2 separate regions of the Homo sapiens genome follow, and region 1 is linked to region 2. Evidence: chromatin loops called from intact Hi-C (ENCODE). Cell type or tissue: breast epithelium. All regions are shown on one strand. Each heading gives the region's core, and the rest is flanking DNA. Links, peaks and the distances in the headings are about the cores only.

Region 1 (2,889 bases), core at 79-2,578, 140 kb after region 2:
TCACAGAGGGAGAGGGGCATTTTGAGGATGCGGGAAGAATGTTTTAGCAAAGCTGTCGGGAGAGCAGAGCCGTGCGGTTGTTCTCAGGGAGGCACCGGTGGGGAGGCTGACACCTCCTTCAGACACGGTGTCCCCTTTAAGAAGTGAGCCGAGCCCCGCAGCTAACCCAGCAAGGGCAGGCGGGGCTGGTGTCCACTGTGCGCCACGGACATCTTGGAGAAGCACGCCCAGGGGTGGCGGCGATGGGGTTGTGCCCTTGACAGCTCTGCCAGGCTGTTTGCCGGGATGGATGTCGCCTGCCCTGTGGCTCACCTGTCTCTTCCCCTGCCTCTTTGTGTCTTTTTTTGTAGACCAGAGTCCCTGGAAGGTCTTCAGTGGAGGACCGCCCGTCAGAAGCCAGGCAGCCACGGGCCCTGATTTCTCCTTCCTGCCGGGCCTGTCTGCTGCCGCTCACACCATGGGTCTTCAGTGGCAGCCACAGTCCCCGCGCCCAGGCGCAGGCCTGGGTGCAGCCAGCACCGTGGACCCCAGTGAAAGCACAGGCTCGTCCACGGCCCCACCGACCAAGCGGCATTGCCGGTCCTTGTCAGAACCCGAGGAGCTTGTGCGCTGCCGGTCCCCCTGGCGCCCCGGCAGCTCCAAGGTCTGGACTCCAGTCTCCAAGAGGCGGTGCGACAGCGGCGGGAGTGCCACGCGGCAGGGAAGCCCCGGCGCCGTCCTGCCGAGGAGTGCTGTGTGGTCGACCGGTCCCACCTCGCCCGCCACGCCCCGGCCGTCCTCCGCCAGCGGCGGCTTCGTGGACAGCAGCGAGGGCAGTGCGGGCTCAGGCCCGCTCTGGTGTTCCGCGGAGTCCTGCTTGCCCTCCACGAGGCGCCGCCCGTCCCTCTCACAGGAGCGACTCGCGGGTGCGGGCACTCCCCTGCCCTGGGCCAGCAGCAGCCCCACGTCCACGCCTGCGCTGGGCGGGCGCCGTGGGCTGCTCCGGTGCCGCTCACAGCCTTGCGTGCTCAGTGGGAAGAGGAGCCGGCGCAAACGGAGGCGTGAGGAGGACGCCAGGTGGACACGCCCATCCTTGGACTTCCTGAAAATGACCCAGGTGAGGCTTTCTTATTTCCAGGGGCTCAGAGGGGCGTAGATCTGGACAGGGCGGTGCTGGGGTGAGGCTGGCTGATTCTCTGGATGTGGCTGTTAGCATCCGGCTGGTCTTCTCTGGGCTGGGAGGAAAGGAGTGAGGAGAGCCATCTGGAGTGCGTGGGAGCGATCGGGGGCCTGTCCTGGTGTCAGAGCACCCAGCTCACCCCGCCTGCTCCCGCAGAGGCAGAGCCCCACACACGGCCCAGGGTGGCCGGCCAGGCTTGCAGTGAGGCCTGGGGGAGGCAGCAGAACGGAGCTGTGGGTTTCTGGCCTGGCTGAGCCGCCCCCCGCCTCAGCTGCTGGGGAGTCCCCTGACTTTTTCTGGTGATGGCTCAGGAAGTAACAAGCTGTCCTGGGAGCCCCATTCGAGGCAGAGCCCGGGGTCCTCTCTTGTGGGAGCTGGTGGGTGTGCATGTTGCAGCTCAGAGCCCAGCAGCGCCTGTGCGCTTTGGGACTGTACAGGCACCTCCTGCAGAAACTGTCTGGATGTAGGAGAGAGCCTTCACCCACTTGAAGATTCTCAGTGCCACCCACCTCTCCACACCCCCGTCACAGGCCGTGGTTGGCACAGAGTTAAGGAAGGAAACAGGACTGAGGAGGCTTTCCCAGGTCTTGCTCTGTGTTACTAAGGGAGTGCATTCACCAGAGACCTCTGGGGGCCCGGCAGCGCTCGGGGAGGGAGATGGCAGAGCCGTGACAGAGTAGGGTGGGCTGTGTGCACACTCACTGGGTCATCTGTGTCGGGGAAGCTTTGGGCAGTGGCAGAAATTAACAGGACTTCCCGATGCCAACTGAGTACCAGCCAGGGCCGAGTGGGGCTGTGGCTAGGGTGGGGCGGGATCAGTGTCAGCCTGTCTCCTCAATGACCTGTGGCCTTGGCAGCCCCCTGAACTCTCATCCCCAGCCCCATCCTCCGGGCCACAGGCTTGCCCATGCCCTGCCTCTGGGGGCTGTAGATGTGGGTGGAGCTGTCCATAGTGTGGCTGCACTGTCTTGCTCGGGTGGGCTGGGCCTGGGCATCCTGTGGGGACAGTGACTGGAGAAGGGGCACAGATGGCCCAGGTCCTCCTCGACCTGGCCACAGCCCAGAGCTGGAGAGCAGTGTGGCCGGCGTGCCAGGTGGGATCCCCCAGGGTCCTCCAGGACGCTAGTCCTAGGCCACGCTGAGGGCACCGTGAGCTTTGCCTCTTCTGATCAGTGGGCTCTCCAGTTGATTCTTCCGGGGGGCTTGAGGTGAGTTGAAAACCCAGACTTCCCTGCTATGAAACTTTTCTGCAGAGAGCAGGGTTTAGAGAAGGCTCTGATCTTTTGCTATGAGATGGGCTGACCTGGGGAAGCCAGTAAATGCTGGAAAGCTGGTGGCAAGCTTTGGACATAGCACAAGCAGGCTGTCCCTGCTTGCCAGGGCTTGGGGTGTGCATGGCGTGGGTGTCAGGCCCCACGGGGACCAGGAGGGATGGGAGCAGAGGAGGGAGCTGCCGGCTCAGCACGTTGTGGGGCGGGGAATGATGGTGCCAGCGACGTATTGATGACCAGACAACAGTCCTAATGTAGAGCGGCCCTGGGTTTCTCAGATGCCTTGGGAGACAGACCAGGTGGTTGGGTGAGTTGGTGATCGAGGCTGCATGGGGCTCAGTGTGGACATGGGGTACCCCCGGTAGAGTGTGAGGTGTGGGTAGAGGCAAGGACTCGCCAGACCCAGGACCAGGGCTCATGGACACCCGGGTGTGTGGTGTGTTGGGGAGATGGGTGGGA
Region 2 (2,889 bases), core at 10-2,509:
ATCGGTTCTCTTGGACAGGTAAGGAAACTGAGGTTCGAAGAGGGCACCCGAGCCTGAGCTGGCAGCCTAGAGGTCCAGGCTGACCCCTACCCCACCAAAGGTGGCTCCACTCCTGGCTCATTCACTCCTGAATCACTCAGGTGAGGGCTGCATGCCTCCCTAGATGAGGTGACTTTAGATCCCCGTCCTCCAGGAGACCCCAAGCCCCTGGGCTCCCACTCAAGCTCAGCTGTAACAAGGGGTGCCACAGCCCCAGATCTAGCCCCAAGTGAGACCTGAGGGCTGGGGAGCTGGGGGGTGGGTAACAAGGGGTTCCTAGGCTCACACAAGGACCTGGAGGCCAGGCTCAGCCCAGGTTAATGAACCACCCAGAGGCCCACGCGGCTCAAAGTCCAGCCCTGCAGAGGAGGAGTGGGGGAGGTTGCAGCCAGCACCTTCGGGAAAGGCCCTGCACCCCCAGACCCCTGCTGGGTGGGGTGGGACTGTGGGAGAGCCGACCTTGTGTACCTCCCTGCACCCTGGGGGGTCACTCCAGGTCCCAACCAGGAATACGGCCCCCTGGGGAGATGGGGGCTGTCCTGGCAGGGCCTGGGGTGGCCAGGGCAGTCCAGTGGCCAAAACCTTTCCCACCGCCCTTGACCCCTGCGAGCCAAGGCTCCATAATTTATGTTCCCGGGCAAGCGCCAGCCTAGACCTCAGTCCATTTCACGAGGTCTTTGTATTTTTACTGCCCGGCCCATCTTGTTAAGGAACCGGATTAAGTTTATTGACCGATCAACTCACTACCTGTTTCACCAGCTCCAGTGCGGGCGGGGGCGCCGCCCCGGGGGAGGGGTGGGCGGGGCGTTCCAGGAGCGACTGGGGGAGGCCCCGCGCGCCCGCAGGGGGTCCAGGAGAGGCTCCGCAGCCTGGCCGCCGCCCTTCCCCGGGGCTGGCTGACATTCCCGGGCCGTAGGGAGTAATATCTTTATCTGAATGAGAATGCGAAAGCCAAGCTCCCCCCGCGGCCGCCCCTCCGGCACCCCTGGAAGCGGGGCCGCCCGAGCAGACGCTAAAAGCGCGCGCTGACCTCCCGACGGCCCCTGTCACGCCGCTGAATGACACGCACATTCAAGCGCCGGGCCACTTTCATTCATAAAAAAAATGACATTGTTCCGGGAGGCTGCAGCCGCCGACGGAGAAAGGGGCGCGGGGGCGCGGGCGGGGCGGACGCCATCTGCCTCGGCCCTCCAGGCGCCCTCCCCGGCCCGCCGCGCCCGCGGTCGCTCACACCTCCCCGCGAGCCGCCGAGCCGCCATCAATGCGCGGTCTGTGGCCGCGTCGAGGTACAAAGAAGCGGCTGTTCGGGCCTCGGCCCGGGTGGGGCGCGAGCTCACCGGGCCAAGGCCTCCCTCCGCGCGGCCGCCGGGCTGAGCTGTGCGCGCCCCCCTCGCCCGTCCGGAGCCGGCTGCGGGTGTACGCGGCGGCGGCACCGGAGCTCTCGGCCCGGCCCACGAGGAACCGCGGCGCGTGTGCAGGTCCGGCCGGGCGCCCCTTCCCCTCCCCTCGCCCCTTGGGACCTCCCTTCAGACCCTCGACGTCCCGCGGGACCTGGACCGCCAGCCCAGTCTAGGGCCCGCGACGCTGGGACACGCGCCCCTCGCTTGCCTGGAGCTCGGCGCGCACCCACGGGGAAGCGCCCTCGGCCCCCAGGCAGGGGCAGGGTCGGCAGCGGGGACGCTGGAGGCTGCTGCCTCTTCGGGCGGGCAGGGGCCGGGCTTCGCTGACGCGCACACCCACCCTTAGAAGTCCGGTCTCTCGCCTTGGCCGAAGCTGGCCACAAACTGGGGCCCGGGGGAGGGGGACGCCAACAATGGGAACTTTCCGTCTGCGCAGAACCCGAATAACAACAGCGGGAATCGTGGAAATGGGGCCCCCCGCGCCCTCCCGACAGGCCAGGGCTAGGGAGTCGCAGGGGATCGGGGCTGCGGACGCCAACCCCCAGCCTGGCTCCCCGTGGTGGCCTCGCACTTGGAGGGTAGCTGCGGCTCCGGGCGCACCACAAGTCGCCGCGCTAGCTCTGGCCGCGCTCTCCGGCAAGGAGGCAGCGGAATCCGGGCTCTAACCCCGGGGCGTCACTCACACCCGGCGGCCCCTCCGACCCGGGGCCGGTTCCCGTCCCCAACGCCTCTGCCCGCACGGGCCGGCCTCTCCCGTGCCTAGTGGGTCCCTTCTTACCTGCCGCTCGCCCCACGACGCGCTGCTCCGTCCCCAAGGACTCCGAGGAGGCGCCGGCCACGATGGCCACGGCCACGCAGAGCGCGAGGGCGCAGGCAGGGGCGCCCATGGCGGGGGCGGGGGCCGCGGCGTCCTCAGGCAGCGCGCGCGGGCATGCTGCCCCCCACGGCCCGGCGCGGGCACCGGCGGGAGGCGGGCGCCGCTCGGGAGACTACAGGAGGAGGAAGGCAGCTCGTTAGAGGGGCGGACAGGGACGAAAGCGGCGGTGGCCGGCTCCTGCGTCCCGACCCCTCCGACCCCCAGCCGCCCCGCCCGCCGCCGCCGCCGCCCAGGGCTCCCGGGCCGCCTGGCGCCGGCCGCCTCCTCCCCGCCGCGGTCCCTCCCTCCTCCCCCTTCCCTCCCTGGCTGCTGCAAAGCCCTCCCAGGGCGGCGGCGGCGGCAAACTTTCCGGAGCGGGAAGCCCGCGCCCCGGCCCGGCCCGCTGCAGGGACCTCTGTGGTTCCGCGACAGCCGCGCCCCGACCCCTCCGCGAGCACCGTTGGACCCCTCCGCGAGCCTGCCCGGCCCCAAGCACGGACCTGGCGAGCGCCGGAGCCCGGCTCGCTACGCGCGGCTCCCGCTCCGGCTCGCTGTCCGCGGGCCCAGCTCCCGCCCCGTCCCTCCGGCCGGCGG

Evidence for each region. Hi-C counts contacts between places; a loop is a spot of excess contacts. Peaks named below come from ENCODE experiments on the same cell type or tissue, not always from the same donor. Only the 100,000 strongest peaks of a DNase experiment are listed, where the experiment ranks them.
Region 1: a loop joins it to region 2, with 2.4 times the contacts of the local background. A loop is called at or near these places in 1 of 110 quality-filtered maps.

The regions. Positions count from the first base shown.
Region 1 is chr4:1,653,185-1,656,073 of GRCh38, reverse strand. It overlaps FAM53A (family with sequence similarity 53 member A), which reads left to right. Exons shown (of 5, transcript NM_001174070.3): 4 at 351-1,096. Among named protein-coding and RNA genes, the nearest start is that of FAM53A, 30 kb to the left of the region's middle. In breast epithelium, for the core only: no CTCF peak of the experiment used is centred there; no DNase peak of the experiment used is centred there.
Region 2 is chr4:1,793,372-1,796,260 of GRCh38, reverse strand. It overlaps FGFR3 (fibroblast growth factor receptor 3), which reads right to left. Exons shown (of 18, transcript NM_000142.5): 1 at 2,796-2,889; 2 at 2,218-2,428. The coding sequence starts at 2,326. Among named protein-coding and RNA genes, the nearest start is that of FGFR3, 1.5 kb to the right of the region's middle. RefSeq lists an enhancer at 474-1,002 and a silencer at 2,711-2,860. In breast epithelium, for the core only: no CTCF peak of the experiment used is centred there; no DNase peak of the experiment used is centred there; H3K4me3 peaks cover 2,095 bases; H3K27me3 peaks cover 2,186 bases.